Regions from separate parts of the Homo sapiens genome. Here region 1 is linked to region 2. Evidence: read pairs that join two places in POLR2A ChIA-PET (ENCODE). Cell type or tissue: MCF 10A. All regions are shown on one strand. Each heading gives the region's core, and the rest is flanking DNA. Links, peaks and the distances in the headings are about the cores only. Region 1 overlaps PALLD (palladin, cytoskeletal associated protein). Region 2 overlaps PALLD (palladin, cytoskeletal associated protein).

Region 1 (9,108 bases), core at 422-8,421, 53 kb after region 2:
TGAACGCTTACATTATGTATTGCAAGAATTTTGGATATGGATTCATGTTTCTTTGGGAAGTGATGTCATACTGATGTAGGTCATGAAGTCTCAGTCTCATGAAGACCAACACTATAATATGTCCTGAAAATTTTATCATTTAAAAGGAGACTAAAACCGTCTTGAGATGCAAATGGGGGGCTCATTGGATGAGCTCATTGGCAGGGCTTGCTATGAGCAGGCTTCAGATTCATGCCTCTGAGAAACGGCAGACCACTTTAGTTATAAAGCATGGAGTTACTCACAGGAATGGGCTCCTATTTATCTGCTCAAGCATCTCTCTTTCTGCACCACATATTTATAGGTTGCCAGCGCTGCTCCCAATGCGACCCTGCTCTACAGCCACAGCGATTGTTTAACTAAACAGGTGGACCAACCAAGGTCTCTTCTTTGGAATTGTAAAAACGGGACCTACTGAACAAGAGCCAGCTCTTTAAGTGGTGGGACCTATAAAATGCAAACTTGTGAGCAGCTGGTAGCCATATTTCCAGCCCCTTGGACTGCAGGAACAGAGTAAGATTGGCAGCAAAGACAGGGAGGCAGAGGGCAGAATCCCAACAGTGTAGAGTGCCTTGTTACCATTTGTTTCTGAGGCCTGGTTTCTGAACCCTGTCTTTCATTTCTCTTACCCTAATAATACTCTTTTATTTTTGCTTATGCTAGCTCAGGTGGATTTTCTTTTCCTTGCAGCCAATTTTTTTTTTTCCAGAAAACACTCACAAATAATTAGCATTATAGAGGAACAGAATAACAGCATGACAGCCTCAACTACTTGGCTATCAAATTACCTTAGTTCTGTGGTCTCCAACAAATTACTTCAACTTTCTCTTTCCTCAATTGTTAAATGGAGATCAAGTTTGTTGAAATAATCAAAAGTGCCAATAACACAGGTAAAGCACTCAGAACAGTGTCTGGCTCTCAATAAATATTATCTGTTATAAGTATTATGGATATATAACTATCAAAGCCTGGAATACAAGGGTCCGCTGTAGTTGATTATTCAATTCTTACAGAAAAAAAGCTCACACCGAGTGCCAAAATTACATGAGTCGACAAAATTACATGAGTCAGAACAGTAATCAATCAGTTACACCTCCGGTCACTGTGTGTTTTGTACTTCCCAGTTCCCTCTGTCATTGTTTGTTTTTTAATAAACTACATTAAGTGTGGTGGGAATGAAAGGGGAGACAGGCAGATGCTCCAAAGAATATGAGGGAGGGAATCTGCTTTCATTATCATTCTAAATTTATTTCCGCAGATATGACTTATCATCTGCACTGTCTCTTCTTCCTTTCACTCCCTCCTTTGTACCATTCATATCATACCTTTTCTCAACTTCCTTGCAAGCACCTATATATAATGTTCCCCTGTCAACTCCCATCCCCATCTCCCAGCCCCCGTGCCTTTTGTATCTTAGGTTCTTAGCATAGGTTAGTGAAACACATACAAAATATGATTTTACCTTTCTCCCTCATCTTAAAGAAAAATGGCCGGCCTATCTTGCATCTTGTTTACATCTTAAATTTTGGAACTCAATGTTATGAGCAAGAGAAAATCTCAGCTTGTGCCTCAAGATGGCTCCTCTGATCTCAGGAAGGCCTAGGGGCCATGTGGGTTTTGCTGGCCCTCAGTGTATTCATGGGTGTTCCCACCCCAGGCTCTGAAGATGATGGCAGTAGGGATTCAAAGGGGACACTAGACTGCTGGGGTGTTCAGCCACCAAGCTCTTGTCTTTTTCGAGAACATGTAGTTTATATGAGGAAACTGACTCTGAGAAAGCTTGATCTTTTTTTTTTTTTTTTTTTTTGAGACGGAGTCTCGCTCTGTCCCCCAGGCTGGAGTGCAGTGGGCTCACTGCAAGCTCCGCCTCCCAGGTTCAAGCCATTCTCCTGCCTCAGCCTCCCGAGTAGCTGGGATTACAGGTGACCGTTACCATGCCCAGCTAATTTTTTGTATTTTTAGTAGAGACGGGGTTTCACCGTGTTAGCCAGGATGGTCTCGATCTCCTGACCTCGTGATCCACCCTCCTCGGCCTCCCAAAGTGCTGGGATTACAGGCCTGAGCCACCACGCCTGGCCAGGAAGCTTAATCTTAAGTGAAGGGCACTGCTTCAACTCCAGCTGACGCGGGGCAAGTAGGGCATAGCTGAGCTGTTGTCCTGGGTGGCGAGGGTCTGAAAGCAGCAGCCACCACTGGCACTAAAATAAATTACAGGCACAAAGAGGAAAGTAACAACAACAACAACAATAAAGTGTCCAAAAATCACACGTAAGGATGCTCAACTTCCCTGATAATCAAAGAGACACAAACTAAAACAACCATAAGTTTCTGTTTTTGCCTCCCATACTAGTAAAGATTAAAACAACTTCTAATTCACTTTACAGGCAAGGACACAGAGAAAGAGGACTACTTATAGGAATATAAGTTAATACAAGCCTTACAGAAGGTACTTTAGCAATGATTGTAGAAATTTAAAATATAGATGCCCTTTAATGAAAAAAAGAGATTTCTAGAAATTTGCCCTAAAAAAAAATTGGGCAAACTCTTAAAAAAAAGGATAAAAATCTATATTGACATTGGCGTAGCCCAAGTCTGCAAACCAAAATACAAGCAGTGAATTCTTCTGGTGGCAAGAATTCCTTCAATATATAATATCTTTTACACTACTTACAAATTTTTGTGAGAAGAAAACCATTTTATGTCTATTTATTTTTGGGGACTACTGGTAGAGGTGATAGCATGGGTGGTAGCAGCTACAGAGACTGGGTAGAACAAACATGCTAGCCGCTGGTCCGCAGATGCACCAAGCCCAGTGTGTCCAGACAGCTCTGCAGAGCCCACGTTCAGTCCAGGCTCCCCTGCCCAGTCTGTGAGTCATTCCCTGGATCCTGCTGACCAACATTGATCACAGTCCTCACATTTCCTTGCTTCAACATGGGCCTGTCTTCTAATGTCTTATGTGCTGGTCCCAAACAGCCAGCTGTATGGCAGTCATTGGTGGGGGCATTTTTTTCATGCTTAATTCTTTGAGATTTTTGGATCACTCATTGGAGACTAGATACTCAGTAGCTGGACATGAACATAACAGCAGTTTTTGGAGGCTTTTGACTTTATTTAGAATCACCTAGAAAACTTTTCACAAATACAGAAGTTCTATCCCTAGAGATTCTATCTAGTTGGTCCAGGGTGGGGTCTAGGCATCGGTATTTTTTTTTTTAATCCCCCAAATGAATTTAATGGGCAGCCAGGCTTGAGAACCACTGCTCCAGGGGCTGAAAACATAGGATCCAAGTCAGAGCACCAGGAGATTGATTAATTGGTTAGAATGACTTGAAGTGACCACCAGAAACATCACATTTGGAGCTCAGTTAATTACCCCCTTGATCACACTCTGCACCAGAGGGGCAGTTTATATTTGATATTCCAAAGAAGGTATCAGAGTACAAAGACTTCGACAAACACAAAACAAAAAAGCAAACTTGCTTTGTGGCGTTTTTCCTTTCTCCAGTTAACCAAAGTGGTAGCTGGAAGATCAAATATCCTTTGACCAATGTAATAGTATATCTTAACTCGCAGAAACAATAGAGCTTTACAGAAAACTCTATCAGTTGAGAACTTTGTTTCTTACCCTCTATTTAACACACTGAATAGGACTGAGTCTGCCAGGCATTCTCTCAGAAGCTCATTAGGTCTGTGTCGGAATTTTGGATGAGTCACCACCAGTGGCATTGTTAGGTAGCGAGCATTTCCCCAGTGGGATCCTTTCCAGTCACTGACAGCAGGAATTCTCAGAGACATGCACTTTATGTAACTTTCTTGCTATTAAATCCCATGCACTATTAATATTCATATTGCAACATAACAAACTTAAGCTTTATAGACATATGCTCTTTGTGTCTTCCAAATTCTCTGTATGCCTTAATCAAGCGTTGTTAGTCTGGTAATGTAACTATGCTCTATTTGTTATGTCTAGAGATGTTCAAATTCAGGCACTGTTATATCATTTTTGCAGATTGTTTGGCCGATTGTTAAACTGGCCATGTTACGTGTTCCATGTATGAGATTTTATGAGATTTTTCTGGGTGTTGTGTGTTTCATAGATAAATTGAGACATTTCCTTTGGTTAGGTACATTTCTTTCTTAAAGCAGAACTGAGAAACATAAAGATAATGGATATCTGGTTTACTCTTGGCCCCTATAGCTGTCCTTGATCCAGAGGAAAATTTGGCTTGTAATGAATTTCAAGTGTCTTTTTGTCCTTCTTGGTTTGTATAACACTACTGATGTTACTGTCTAACCTCTCAGCTTCTACAGAATTTGTCAGGCCTGTTTATTTTCTTTCCCTTCTTGTTTCTCACTGCAGCTCTCATGAATTACTTTCCTAAGGGAGAGTTTTCAGAGTTATTTTCAATTACTACACGAGAAGAAGCCTAATAATGTAGAATAGTTTTTTCCAGATTATGTTTCACGATTAATACCATGAGATATTTCTGGATATAAAAGGGATTTATACTCAAGTATGTTTGGGAAATGCTGCAGACTATCTTTCTACTTGGAGATTGATGAAGCACATTTGTGTATATCCATTCACTGAGATGTCTGCAATTTTTTAAAAAGAACTGTTTAATTTTTGTTTCATCCAAAATTTTCCAAACCACTTTTACTATGGAACCTTTTTGCATCCTGTGAACCTTTTGGGAAATATGGAAAGAATACACGAGTTCAAATTTTACCAGCTGTGTAACATTGGGCACAACGCTTAATTTTTTTGAACCTTACTTGCCTCATTTTTAACGAAGAGAATGACACCTATCCCTACCACCTTGCAAAAATGCATTGTAGCCTGAGGGCTACTATGAAAATAACAAGAAACATCCCCAACAAAACATAATGAACACATTTAAGCAGCTGTGCCTAACATAGAACAAGCTGTACTTTTCTGAATTTTGAAAAATAGGTCTTTCCTGAAGTTATTAAATGGTAATAAAATGTCATTGATAAAATTATACATTCATAATTAACTGGACACATTTTCATCTGTATAACATTTGATTACTCTTCTGCAAGTCTACTAAGGAGCATATCAACAGTCTTAAAGTACTTTATGATATAAAGTTTACAATATAAAGATTTTTAGATGAACAAAAAACTGCTGTATGTTTTCTCAGAAAAATAAATCCTGAGATACTTTTAATTATAACTTAGATCAAGAATATTTAAGTGGTCTATTAAAATGTTGATAAACACTGGAAGTTTTGATGGCAATGGGTTGCTTAGGATCTTTAAAAAATTCTCCATTGCCAGTCCTTAAATTAGAGATAAATATGTATTTGATAGAAACAATTTATATTTAGAGTGGTTAATCCATGACTGGGGTATCACTGCATAGTTTTAATACATTCAGGGCCAGGTATGATGGCTCACATTATAATCCCAGCACTTTGGGAGGCCAAGGTGGGAGGCTCGCTTGAGCTCAGGGGTTTAAGACCATACTGGGCAACAAAGCAAGACCTTTTCTCTGCAATTTTTTTTTTTTTAATTAGCTGGGCATGGTGGTGCCTGCTGCAGTCCCACCTACTCAGGAGGCTGAGGTGGGAGGATTGCTTGAGCCTGGGAGGTCGAGGCTGCAGTGAGCCATGATCATGCCACTGCACTCCAGCCTGAGTGACAGAGTGAGACCTTGTCTTTTTCTCTCTGTATATATTCAAGTTGGTATGTTTCTTTCCAAAGCCGCCCTCCAGGAACCATGTTTTTCTGCAGTTCTGTGGATACTAACAGTCCCTTACTTTTAAGGTAATTTATATTTTAGTTTTCCTTATAACATCTGAAATGGCTAAAATGGAGTCTGGAAATGAGTAGAGCAAAGCCAAACTTATCATACGCTGAGCAACAGAGCTAGAGTTCAGCCTGCTGAACACGGGCAAATCCCACTGTGCCTTCATACCTGGCAATATTTCTGCATGGCTTCATCTAATTAATGGAACTTTGCTCAGAGTTCACGTATGGAGTCTTTTGTATTCCCTGCTTCTCTGGGTTCCCTAGATCTGAACACATTTCTCTTTTGGCAGTTGTCACACTGGGTGATATTTGTTGATTTACCTGTTAACCATATCCCTGTACTCGAAGTCCTGGAATTCAGAGTCTATGTCTCAATCAGTGTTTGTTTCTAGTGTTTAACCCTTAGTAGGCATTCAACAAATGGTGGAATGGCTGGGTGAATAAGTGGTCTCCAAAGTGCCTGCCTGGCGAGTACATAACTCTCTTTTGACAGATATCTGTCCATTTCCAAATCTCACCCTGAAGGGTTTTTGACGCTTAGTTGCCATGCTTTGGACCTTGTGACCCTGCACTCTTGCCCTGACTGGCCAGACCAACTGTCTGACTCAAACATTAATATCTGCAGACTCACCGGAGTCACAAGAGTGCTCTATGCTGGATGGTGGTTGCCCGGCCCCATTATCCCCTCCTGTCTTGGTTAGATTGAGTGGTTAGAAAGTAGAGAGGCTCTGGAAGTTGGCCCTTAGAAGGCAGAAGTTATGCCATGAAACACCAAATAGAGGGAAGGTAGATAAGAGGTAGGAGGAAATACTGAAGGGATAGAAAAGTAGAGATGAGGGGTCATGAGCTCATTAATAAACTCGTGCTTTTGGATCTCGAAGAGCTACCCTTGGCCCCTGGAGCCCCTGAAATATTCTTTTCCAGCAAGGAATGAATTCCCATTTCTCCAAATCAAGCTGTGCAATTGCTGAGATTTTGCTTTCTTTGATATCTCCTGTGTCCTTGCATTCAACTTCTGTTATTTAAGCTAACCTGGGCATGTTAGATTATCAGACAACTTATTTTTATTCTTTTTTTTAATACAGATCAGGAAGCGGAGGGTTGGATCTATTCAGAGAGAGGAATGGAGTTTGATTTGGCTTTGTGCATGTGAATTTTCTCTAGAGTAAGCCCAAAGTCCTAAGGCAGGTTTGTCAATGTGGTCCTGAATCAGGATTGTGTGTGGCTGGTGGTGACGGTGGTAGTGGTGGAGGGTGGTTCTCTCTAACAGGCTATTCATGGCATTCTACGCATTGAAGTTTATGAATCATTGCTTTCTGATGACATACAAATTGAGCTAATGCCTTGAGGTCTTCTGGACCAAAGGTGACCAAAATGACCATAATGAGTCTTATTCACCTGGGGGCCATTTGTGCACAAGCTGTTCTCTAAAACAAGGCATTCAGTCTCCCGGGATGTGAGAGATGCCTCTTTCCCTCTATGTGCAATCTAATGTGCCTATAGATAGATTTTTTTACTGAATTAACAAATTTCTTAAAAAGCTAGGAATTTTGGACCTATGTTACAACTAGCTAAGATTTTTTTTTTTAAAGAAGAGCCTAAGGCAAATCCAAACTTGCAGAAGAAAAAACACTGAGACACAAGGAAATAGCAATAAATCATTGATTTCTTAATATCCTTGCATCATTTAGAATATTATGCTAAAGACAGCTCACTGGCAAGCCTGGACGTTCCCCTCTCTCCCCAGGCAAAGTTGACATTGCACCATAGATATCACAGCCGTCTTTAGGAGTTACCTTTTTCTTTTTAAGGAAGACACTCTTGCAAGTATTCTAGAGTACTCCCATCATTCTCTCCTGAGATGACTAGAAGTCTTTTAGTCTCTTGTGCCCTGTTGGTAACTGCTTGCAGTCTAGACTTTCTTTGCATCCTCTCTTTAATCATGATGCTGCCCCCCAATATAAAACTATTCTGATTTTTGAACAAAATATACTAAAATGGTTCTGATTACTCAATCATCATTATATTTAATTATGTTAAGGCATTATTTAAGAAATCCTGAGAAATTCTGGGTTCATGTTTTTCCTAAAGTTCTGGTCACAGATTGTGATTAAAATAGAGGAATAAAAAACAAGACCTCACCTAAAAGCTAAAAATGGTATATATGATTTGCAAGCAGGGGTTCTCAAATATTTTCATTTATTTATTGCTTTAAAAAGATGAGTTTAAAGAGGGAAAGTAATTTAAGCATGAGAAGTCATAGAAATTGATTTGAGCAGCAGCTATAATTTTTTATTATGAAAGTAAAACATTTTGCTTAAAAGGGGGAGAGGAATAGAGTAAAAATAGACAAATTTTTATAAGTAGAAGTCCTCTGTCCTTTTAGTCTAATCCCCAAAAATAGCCACTAGGAATGGTAGAACATGTAACTGTTGAAAAATCTGTATAAATATAATATGTAAACTAAATTGTGGCCAAACTATTAATACACACACACGCACACCGTTTATATATGTATACACACACAAACACAGTTTATATAGTGTATATGTATATATGTGTGTATACACATGTATGTATATATATGTGTGCATACACATGCATGTATATATGTGTGTGTATACACATGTATGTATATATGTGTGTATACACATGTATGTATGTGTGTGTACACACATGTATGTATATACGTGTGTGTATACACATGTATGTATATATGTGTGTGTATACAATACACACATATTTGAAAAAGTCTAAAACAGTGCATGTGTATATATATGTGTGTGTGTGTGATATACACACACATGCACTGTTTTAAACTACTTTTTCAAATTGAAATACAACTTGGATAAATTTCATGGTTACATACATAGAAAGATTTAACTTATTCTTTTTATTTTATTTTAAAAATTTCTATAGACACAGGTTCTGGCTATGTTGCCCAGTCAGGAGTGCAATGGCTATTCACTGATGCAGTCACAGTGTACTACAACCTTGAACTCATGGCCTCAAATGATCCTCCTGCCTCAGCCTCCAGTAGCTAGGACTACAGGTGTGTGTCACCATGCCTGGCTAACTTGCTCTTTTTAATAACTACATAGCATATTATATTGTTGATATCCATTATTACTTGCACTATTCTCCCACTTACGGCATTTCCATTTTTTCATCTGTTACAAACAATGCTTCATTGAATATTTTTGTACAAAATGTTTTGTTTGTCTGTGACAGTCTATCTGTAACAGTGAATTAGTAGAAGTGGAAGTGTTGGATCCAAGGATGTTTAATTCT
Region 2 (9,108 bases), core at 609-8,608:
AAATTAGTGGGCATGGTACATGCCCCTTCAAAAGAATTAAGTTGCTAATATAAGAATAAACCAGTTGGGACTGGCTGTCAGATTTCAAGACCATAAACAGCGTATGAAAATTACCTTGTACTAATTGGAAATAAAATGTAAAAGGATTAGAAGATCTAGTCATACTCATTCATTCATTCATTCATCAATCAATTATTCATTCATTCATCAAGGGGCTTTTTTCACTTCAACCGCAATGCAGGAATCGACTGGAAGCATAGATGTCAGCTAAGCCAGGTTTCTTAGTTCATGAGACTAGTAGCAGGGGCTAACGGAGAAGAAAATCCAATTGTAGACATAAGGAAATACAATGACTATATTTTACCTAATGAGCTTAGATTTTTCCATCACATAGAAACCTGTATTGCACCAGGCATGGTGGCTCAAGCCTGTAATCCCAGCACTTTGGGAGGCCGAGGCGGGCAGATCACAAGGTCAGGAGTTCAAGCAAGACCAGCCTGGCCAGCATGGTGAAACCCCGTCTCTACTAAAAATACAAAAATTAGCCGGGCATGGTGGTGCATGCCTGTAGTCCCAGCTACTCAGGAGGCTGAGGCAGGAGAATGGCGTGAACCCGGGAGGTGAAGGTTGCAGTGAGTCAAGATCGTGCCACTGCACTCCAGCCTGGGTGACAGAGCGAGACTCTGTCTCAAAAAAAAGGAAAAAAAAAAAAGAGGAAGAAGAAAGAAACTTGTACTGCTTCAAAAATCTTTCAAAGTTGGGTATAGCTTCATACTTACAGATTAAGTTTCTTTGGATATAATACTCAAGTTGAAGTCAATTTGTTGGAGAGGAGATAATATTCTCCAGTATTGAATTTTCCTTGTTCATAAAGGATTATAGTACATAAAAGGAAAAAGGATTGTAACATTATAGTTCTGTAAGATGGCATATTTCTTTATACTATTCTGTGCTGGGATTTTGAAATTGTTTTTTATAAATATGTATACGTACACATACATATGTGTGTGTGTGTGTGTATTGTTGTTGTTGCATAATGATTCCTCCCTCCCCGTAAGGATTTTCCAAACATTCCAGCTTAAAAATTAGATGGTGCCAAAAATTCAAGGATCACATTATCGCACTAGCAGGATGTGGCTGGATTGAAATTCAAGAAGATGTTTTACATGAAAATGTTCAATATGTAATTGTTCACTTTCTACATTTCAAGGTGAGGTTAAATGTGACTGCTGACTTGGTCTGAGTCCAGTTGTTAAAGGAGAGTGGCTGCATCTGTCCACAGTCCTAGGGCCTTTTTGGTTAGGGATCAAAGGGTCAGGAGGATAATTAAAATCAAGGGGCTGCAGCTGCTTCAGACCAAATGGCTGTCCTTGAAAACCACCAGTCACTTCCATTCTTGGGTGGTGTAAGAACATTTAAAAATTCACCTCCCTGACGTGGTCTACTAATATCTTTCTCTTGTGATCCTGGCAACTGGCAGTGGGGCTCTGAACTGTATACTGGAGCTGCAGTACACATCTGGGAATGCTCAGAACACTCCGATTCTCCAAGATAGGGTCATGGGTGTTGATTTTTATGATAATAAATTCATGATTAATGAAAGGAACCAACAAATCACTGCAAAGTCTAAGATACACTTTCTAGTATAGACTACAAATAGCTTATGTTAAAAAATCACATATGGCATTGCTTGGCTTACAAGTTGACTAGCAGTATCTATTTTAATACTAACACTTAGCAGGAAATATAGATTTTATGAGTGACAGTTTCTTTTGGCTATCTTTATTTTATTGAACCACAACTACGTATCATGAAAATTCTCTGTGCACTGTATTTTAAACATGTGGCTTTTAAAATGAAACAAATCTGACTTATAACGCTTATAAAGTTTCATCAGTGAATCTTGGCTAATGTTCTCCAACTTTGCTAAGCAAAATGGTAAATGTTAAAAGCCAGTTAATGGAAACAATCAGGTGCTTATTAAATAAAAGCCTTTAAAAACTGTTGAGTCTTTATTTTCTCCTTTAAATCAATTCCTTTATGCTCAAGGGGAAACAAGGTTATGTTGAAAGATGTCTCTCCATTTCTTCCTCACAACTTCACTGATTTGTGCTTCCTGACAAAATGTATCTTCAAAGGGATGTCACGGGTGATTTCAGGATGGCAAATTTAGCCCCCAGCTGCCTCCTCCTCCCAAAGCACATGCAACCACATGGCTTCATGAAGTCCATACTTGAAGAAAACTGAAGCAACCAGTTTCTGTAATGGTATAATAATGAAAATAAAGGGTAGGAAAAAACCCCAGAGAGATAAGTGCTTCAGCAATGGTTATATTTTCCAGGTGTTCCTTTTCCTCAAAGGAATGGCAGTGGTCTGCCACGAACTGGAGAACCACCAAAACGAAATTTGAAAGTGATGCCCAAGATAAGTTTTGTTGCTGCCTAAGCTCCAAGTCAGGCCATCTATAAGTATTGCATTTCATACATCCACAATGAAACACTAATTAATTTTTATGGAGTATTTTTTGTCTGGTCACCAAAGATTTCTTAATTTTTTACATGTGTTCACATTAACCACATGACACACTATGTTTATTCTGTCATGTGGACTTATAGGCAGACCGAAGTGAAATTAATCGTTGTCTAAATTTACTATGGCTATAATTTCATGACTGCTTAGCTCGAAGGCCAATAGCTAAATTTGTGTGGACAACAGATGTACTTTAACCTTATGGCCCCAAAGAGACCAATAAATAGATTGGCTTTTTGAAATTCAAAGCCCAGGAAATAATAAAATAGAATTTGAACCAAAACCAGATTCATGTCTAGCAAGTCTTTCCTCAAATAACCACTTTATCTCCTAAGGAAAAAGGATAAAATAGAAGGATGGACCAGCCCAGATAAAACTCAACTACAAAAATGATTTTATCTTGCCTTTTTTTTTTCTTTTTGACCATGAGAGGTAGCTTAGTGTCTGACACTAGGAATATACAGATATTTATTTACCATCTTTTAAAAACAAATACAGGCTGGGCATGGTGGCTCACGCCTATAATCCCAGCACTTTAGGAGGCCAAGGTGGAAGGATCACTTCAGCCCAGGAGTTAGAGACCAGTCTGGGCAAGATGACAAGACCCTGTCTCTACAAAAAAAATTTGAAAACTAACTGGGCATGGTGGCACGTGTCAGTAGTCCCAGGTACTCAGGAGGCTGAGGTGGGAGGATCACTTGAGCCCAGGAATTCGAGGCAGCAGTGAGCTATGATTGTGCCACTGCACTCTAGCCTGAGTGACAAAGCAAGATCTCATCACAAAAAAAAAAAAAAAAACCAAATAAAAACCCACCACCAACAAAAAACCAAAACCTATAAAAATAGATAAGTGAAATCTACTAAATATCTGTGCTGCCAGAAGCTATTAAAATCTTAGATTGCTTCTAATATTTTCCTCATTGTTGATGCAGTGGAAAGGACCTAGGACTTGGAGTCAGCAGTTCTGATGAAGCAGCCTCATTGTCTGGGGTAAATACCTGGGGTTCGTCGTTGTTTTGCACCAAAAAGATGAAGGACATGGACACACACAAGGAGTGGGTTTAGAAGCAAAGGTTTAATAGGCGAAAGAAAGATAAAGGAGAACAGCTCTCTCTCTTTTTTTGAGACAGAGGGGCTCCCGAATGGGAGTGCACTGGATTTTATAGGCAGGTTTGAGGTGGTGGTGTCCGATTTACGTAGGGCCCACAGATTGGTTGGACCAGGTGTGACGTTTTGGGAAGGCTGGCCACCCCACCCTAATCTTATTATGCAAATGGGCTTTCCACTTGGCTAGCCCATGTCATCTGCTCCTTACTGTACATGTGGCTGGCAAAGAAAAGGGAAGGTGGAGCTGCCATTTTGAACATGCCTAGTCTCAGGTGCCTGTTCCTATTGGCACAACTGCTGGCATTCACCCATGCAAGCTTCCCGCTTGCTTGTCTGTGTCTGCAGCTCAATTTTACAGGCTGCTCGTTAGTATAATTTTGGGGCTGCTTTTCATTAAAAGGAAAACCTTACCAAGGACTCCTATACCCTCACTATCTGCCTAAATAATTTCTTCTTAACTCTTATATCACTGAGTTCCAGTTTTGCCTGGTCCATAGATCAACTAAGTTGACTGTGGTCCAGTCAGTCTCTCATTTGGGGTTATAGTTTCCTTATTCGTGAAATGCAAGGAATGGGCTAAGACTAGAGTTTCCTCAAATGTGTACCAAGAAACTAGTTCTGTAGCAAGTTGACAGATAACATTGAAAAGGTTTCTGTGGCCAAATAGGTTTACCAAGCACTGGGTTAAACAAAGTTAAACATCTGTCAGAAAGTTAAACAGAACTTTTTAGAGCTCTGTGCCAATATACACTGAATTTCTGAGAGAGAAATATGGCAGGCATCATTCTCAATCTTACTGGACCATGGAACATGTGTTCTGTGAATCATGTTGAAGGATCAGTGTTCTGGGAACACATTTTGAAAACACTGGGTTGGATTATCACTAAAACCTCATCTGGCTCTATGGTGGTGACATTTAATACCTAGCATACATTTTACAACTAGCTTTTCCAGAGCTTATGGCAGACATCAGTAATACGGCAAGCCCTATATCCCATTGATCCCCAACTCGGTTTCAGAGTCCTTCTCCAGTGATGCTAGGGGCAGCCACTACCAACCAATTAGTGTTGGCCCCTGAGTTGAAACATATTTGCTATGCCTGTTTTAACAGTCTATGTTTACGTATAATTTTCTTACACAGGAATTAATGTGAAATGTTGATTTCTAATCTCTCACGTATCCTTGACCGTTAATTCCAAGAATTTTCTGTTTTTTTAAATAAGCTGCCATTTGGGCATGGCACATGAAAATACTGGATTTCCCCCCACAATCTGGATATGCAGGGTAAACATATATTGCCCAAGCCGGGACATTTCTGAGGATGAAATAAATAGGTAACCATTGATAATTATAGGAATAAATAATAACTGTTTCGGGTAAACTAGGATGGGCAGTTGTCCTACTTACAGCTCATTGCAAGAGCAACTAAAAAATGTCGTTTTGGCACTAATGAATATTATGGCTTTTTGCAAATGTGACTCATTCCCATGAGTAGACAGGAGTACATTTCACAATACGTGAAGGAAAAAAAGGTTCCCACCCCATCTGTCACTCATTCACAAATTCTCAAGTTACACTTGTTAGCTAAAAAAATAGATTCATCCTCACCAATTCCCTATGCAAGTACAAAAATAAGTCAGCATGACCTGACAAGCCACACTTCAAAGTTACCTACATTGTGAAAATTTGTATTGAATGCTTTCAAGGCTCCAAAGCGTTGGGGGTGGGGGGTGGGGGGGTGGAGAATGGATTATAGAGAGCTGAGAATGAGAAATTGCATACATAAATCAGCTAGAGGTGCACATTCAGCTATTCTGTTGCTACAATTACAGCAGGTAATTATTAGCTATTGTTGTAACTTGGATTACATTCCAAATGGGATAAAATGGGAGATGCTTTATCAGACAATGCTGTCAGTCTTCTGTGCATTTGGAACCTGTCCACTGAAATACAATGATCCCCTCAGAATTATGAAACTCCAAAGGACTAAAGTCAAACTAGGCAAAGGGGCCACAGCTCCTATTGGTGTCTTCGACTCTATGGAATTGCAGAAACCCACGTAAAACAGTTCATGTACGGACTCCTAGAATGCCCAGCAGTTAGTTCTTTGCATTTAACAAACAATTACATCCAATACAACTTTTTTCCTTAGCAATGGAAGAACTTTCCCCAAAGTCAAAGGACAGGAGATGTCCCTCAAAATTTCCCCGAGTTCATTAGTGAAACCCCCAGTTCCTTGCCTTAATCTATGTAATCACGACTAAGAATATGGGAGGAGAAAACTGAATGGAAGAAGAGATTGAGAATGAGAGGAAAATGCCTTACTTTTGGAAAAAGCTAAAACTTTAGAATTCAAAAGGCTTCGCTTCTTTATTTTTCATCTGTTCTCCAAATGATGCTTCAGTTGGTTGAGGCTCCCTCCACAGAGCCAAGTTCAATTGCTCAGGGCAAGGAGGACAGCCAGATTTGGTGGTGATTCTGTCAGAGGCTGAGGAAGAGCCTCCCTTTGCAGAGTCCTGGCTCTAGTCTAATCTAATGGTGTTCAAATGTGGCTAGTGTGGTCTCTGAGGAACCACAAAACAGGCATCTCAAACAGGGCATGAGTGCACACGAACTTAAAACTGTAAACTGCCCCGTCAGTCAATAATTGTATGTACAGAAATGGATTCACTTTCTTTTTCAAGGGTTTTCCCAGCTAACTCCTTTCAAAGCCACCCTCCTTCCCGAATGCTTTTCCCTTGTTCTTATTCTGTGTTCCTTCTAGAAGTTCATGTTTAGAGGTCAGCTTTCCAAGGAGAGCTATGATAAATGAAGTATCCACTGAGGAGAGAACTCTTTTAATTTGATAATGAAACATTAGAGGTAGAAGGAATTATATTCTTAGCAGGTAGCACTTATGGACCTTGCACCAACTATTCTGGCTAAAATTGTGAATGTCTTCATTTTTTAAAAAAGTGAAATTACACTATTACACACACACACACACACACAAGTAGCCATATACATATATGCCTGGATTTAACATCTGACACACTCCTTGAATCAAGTTCCTGAAAGATTTGCAAACATTCTGCAAATGCTGCCTCCTTTTCTTGTTCTAGTTACACAGGTAATTCTCTAAGTAACACCTGTCCTCCTCCCAACCATTTTGATCAAATACATACTTTTGACTGTGTAGACAAGTGAGCTGTTGTCCAAGAAGGCTGCCTCCACTGCTTCCCCTGAGAGCCTGGTTATGCAGAGCTGCAGCAGAGCGGGGAGGGGCCTCAGGTGTGTGAGCAAGAACAGGAAGTCAGGACTAATTACACCTTGTTTTATTTGGCCATTTGAATAACGAATAAAATGCCATGTTTCATTTCAGTTGGTTTTTCACAGCAAATTGCCTAAGGCTGACATTTCATTCTATTAATAATAGACTAGATTTTGTTTTTAAAAGTAGGAAAACTAATGTTATCACTTGATACAGATTTAGATCTTTTTCTTTGAAAAATACAGTTTTCGTTATGTCATGATGAAAATGTTCTTCTTTCTGACACAATTAGAGCCTCACTACCTGGCTACAGTCCATCATTTTGTGCTTATATCCTGTATGCCCTAAAGCAACTGTGATCTCACAATGCACAACTTTTAAAAATTGGCTTCAGAGGCACTTAGAGACTTGGCAAAAGACAAAAAAATACACATAACACCCCTTCCCTCCTCCCCAAAAAAAACAACTCTAAAGCTATTACATGGTGTGGTGGGGAAGAGGTGGAATTAGAAAAAAAGGATTTAGCATATGATATTTACTAGTTGCAGGAAATTATAATCGTTCCTTTGTTTGCATAAGCAAATAAAAATGTGTATTTTTGTGTTTAAAATTATCACTGATGAGCCATGTGTAGTCCCAGCTACTTAGAAGGCTGAGGTTGAAGGATTGCTTGAGCCCAGGAGTTTGAAGCCAGCCTGGGCAACACAGTGAGACTCTGTGTCTTAAAAAAAAAATAACTGATCTCATGCCTGTAATCTCAGCACTTTGGGAGGTCGAGGTGGGCGGATCATGAGGTCAGGAGATCGAGACCATCCTGGCTAACATGGTGAAACCCTGTCTCTACTAAAAATACGAAAAATTAGCTGGGCATGGTGGCGGGTGCCTGTAGTCCCAGCTACTCAGAAGGCTGAGGCAGGAGAATGGCGTGAACCCGGGAGGCAGAGGTTGCAGTGAGCTGCACTCCAGCCTGGGAGTCTCCAGATGAGACTCTGTCTCAAAAAAGAAAGAAAGAAAGAAACAAACAAACAAACAAGCAAACGATAATGACTATACGTGTTTGCTGTGAAGGAAAAGAACAGCATACTCAAAGGTTGTCTTGTGGATCAATGTTCTAATTATCAGAGCCCAATATGTGTATAGCCGAAGAGCTAGATAATGTGATTTCTGCCTCAGCCATATCTCTCCTTGGGGTTGCCAAGAACTGTCTGTCATAAGGAGGACAGGTCAACAGCTTTCAAGTCTGTGTACATTGTGAGAAAGTGTTTCCCCACTACCTTACCATTCTGGCAATTTATAGATGTTGGGAAAATTAAAAATTAATCTGTACTAGAAAAAGGTGGAGAGGTCCATCCTATATGTAAATACTATTTACACACCTGCCTTTTTGCAATTCCTTTGGGCAAGAATGATCATAGTCTCCCTATAGCCTTTAGTGTTCCACTGATCCGCTGTTTTTCCAGGTTGTTTGAAATTGGACGTAAAAATAGTTGTCTGGGTACTATGTTAGGTCTATGTTGAAGGAATTAAAAAAAATTCCCTGAGGTTTCTTATGGCTAAAATTATTCCATATGTTCAAAGATGAAATAGATCAAAATGGCTTAGTGAGTTCCCTGTCACTAGATGCTCTGAAGAGGAAGAAATAATTGACAGAGGTGTTGTAAAGAAAATTCAAGAACTAGATGGATGATTCCTTGAGGGACTACGATGACTGGTGCTATCATTTTTCTTTTCTTTTAGCAAGCATGACAACTGACGGCTGAAAGTGGGACAAATCATCTAATGCCTGGTGTGCTGAACACTAAAGAATGGCACAGTCCTCTTAATTATGATGCATTTATTAGATTAGGCTAATTTAATTAAGATAATGCTGGAGATTTCCAGGGGCTTTCTAATTAGGATGGTTTATTGGGGACACACTAGCTGTAAAATGGAGCTTAGATTCAGCACACACACACAAAAATACTATGATGTTTCCCTGTTTGCATCACAAAATATATTTTAAATAATGCTTTCATTCTTTGAACGAAAACCTGAATCAACATCTCACATTTCCTCTCCTAGGAAAGCTTTCTAAACTTAATCATATTCATTCGTAACTTCCTTTGTACTAAAGTTTCCAATGTTTCTTCCCAAGGTTCATGTTTTAGCCTTATTTCATTGACGTAGAACCTCTAACTTTAAAATGTTTGTGTTAACCTGCACGTTGTGCACATGTACCCTAG

The links. Peaks named below come from ENCODE experiments on the same cell type or tissue, not always from the same donor. Only the 100,000 strongest peaks of a DNase experiment are listed, where the experiment ranks them.
Region 1: POLR2A ChIA-PET joins it to region 2 with 10 read pairs; 5 of 35 experiments call an interaction of 5 or more read pairs at or near these places.

Annotation. Positions count from the first base shown.
Region 1 is chr4:168,599,402-168,608,509 of GRCh38, reverse strand. All of the region lies in intron 2 of PALLD (palladin, cytoskeletal associated protein), which reads right to left. All of the region lies in intron 1 of LOC124900807 (a long non-coding RNA gene), which reads left to right. Among named protein-coding and RNA genes, the nearest start is that of PALLD-AS1, 45 kb to the left of the region's middle. In MCF 10A, for the core only: no CTCF peak of the experiment used is centred there; DNase peaks (open chromatin) are centred at 2,919, 3,759, 7,139 and 7,549.
Region 2 is chr4:168,652,505-168,661,612 of GRCh38, reverse strand. All of the region lies in intron 2 of PALLD (palladin, cytoskeletal associated protein), which reads right to left. The region is part of intron 2 of LOC124900808 (a long non-coding RNA gene); the gene reads left to right. Among named protein-coding and RNA genes, the nearest start is that of PALLD-AS1, 8.5 kb to the right of the region's middle. In MCF 10A, for the core only: no CTCF peak of the experiment used is centred there; DNase peaks (open chromatin) are centred at 5,162, 6,902 and 7,202.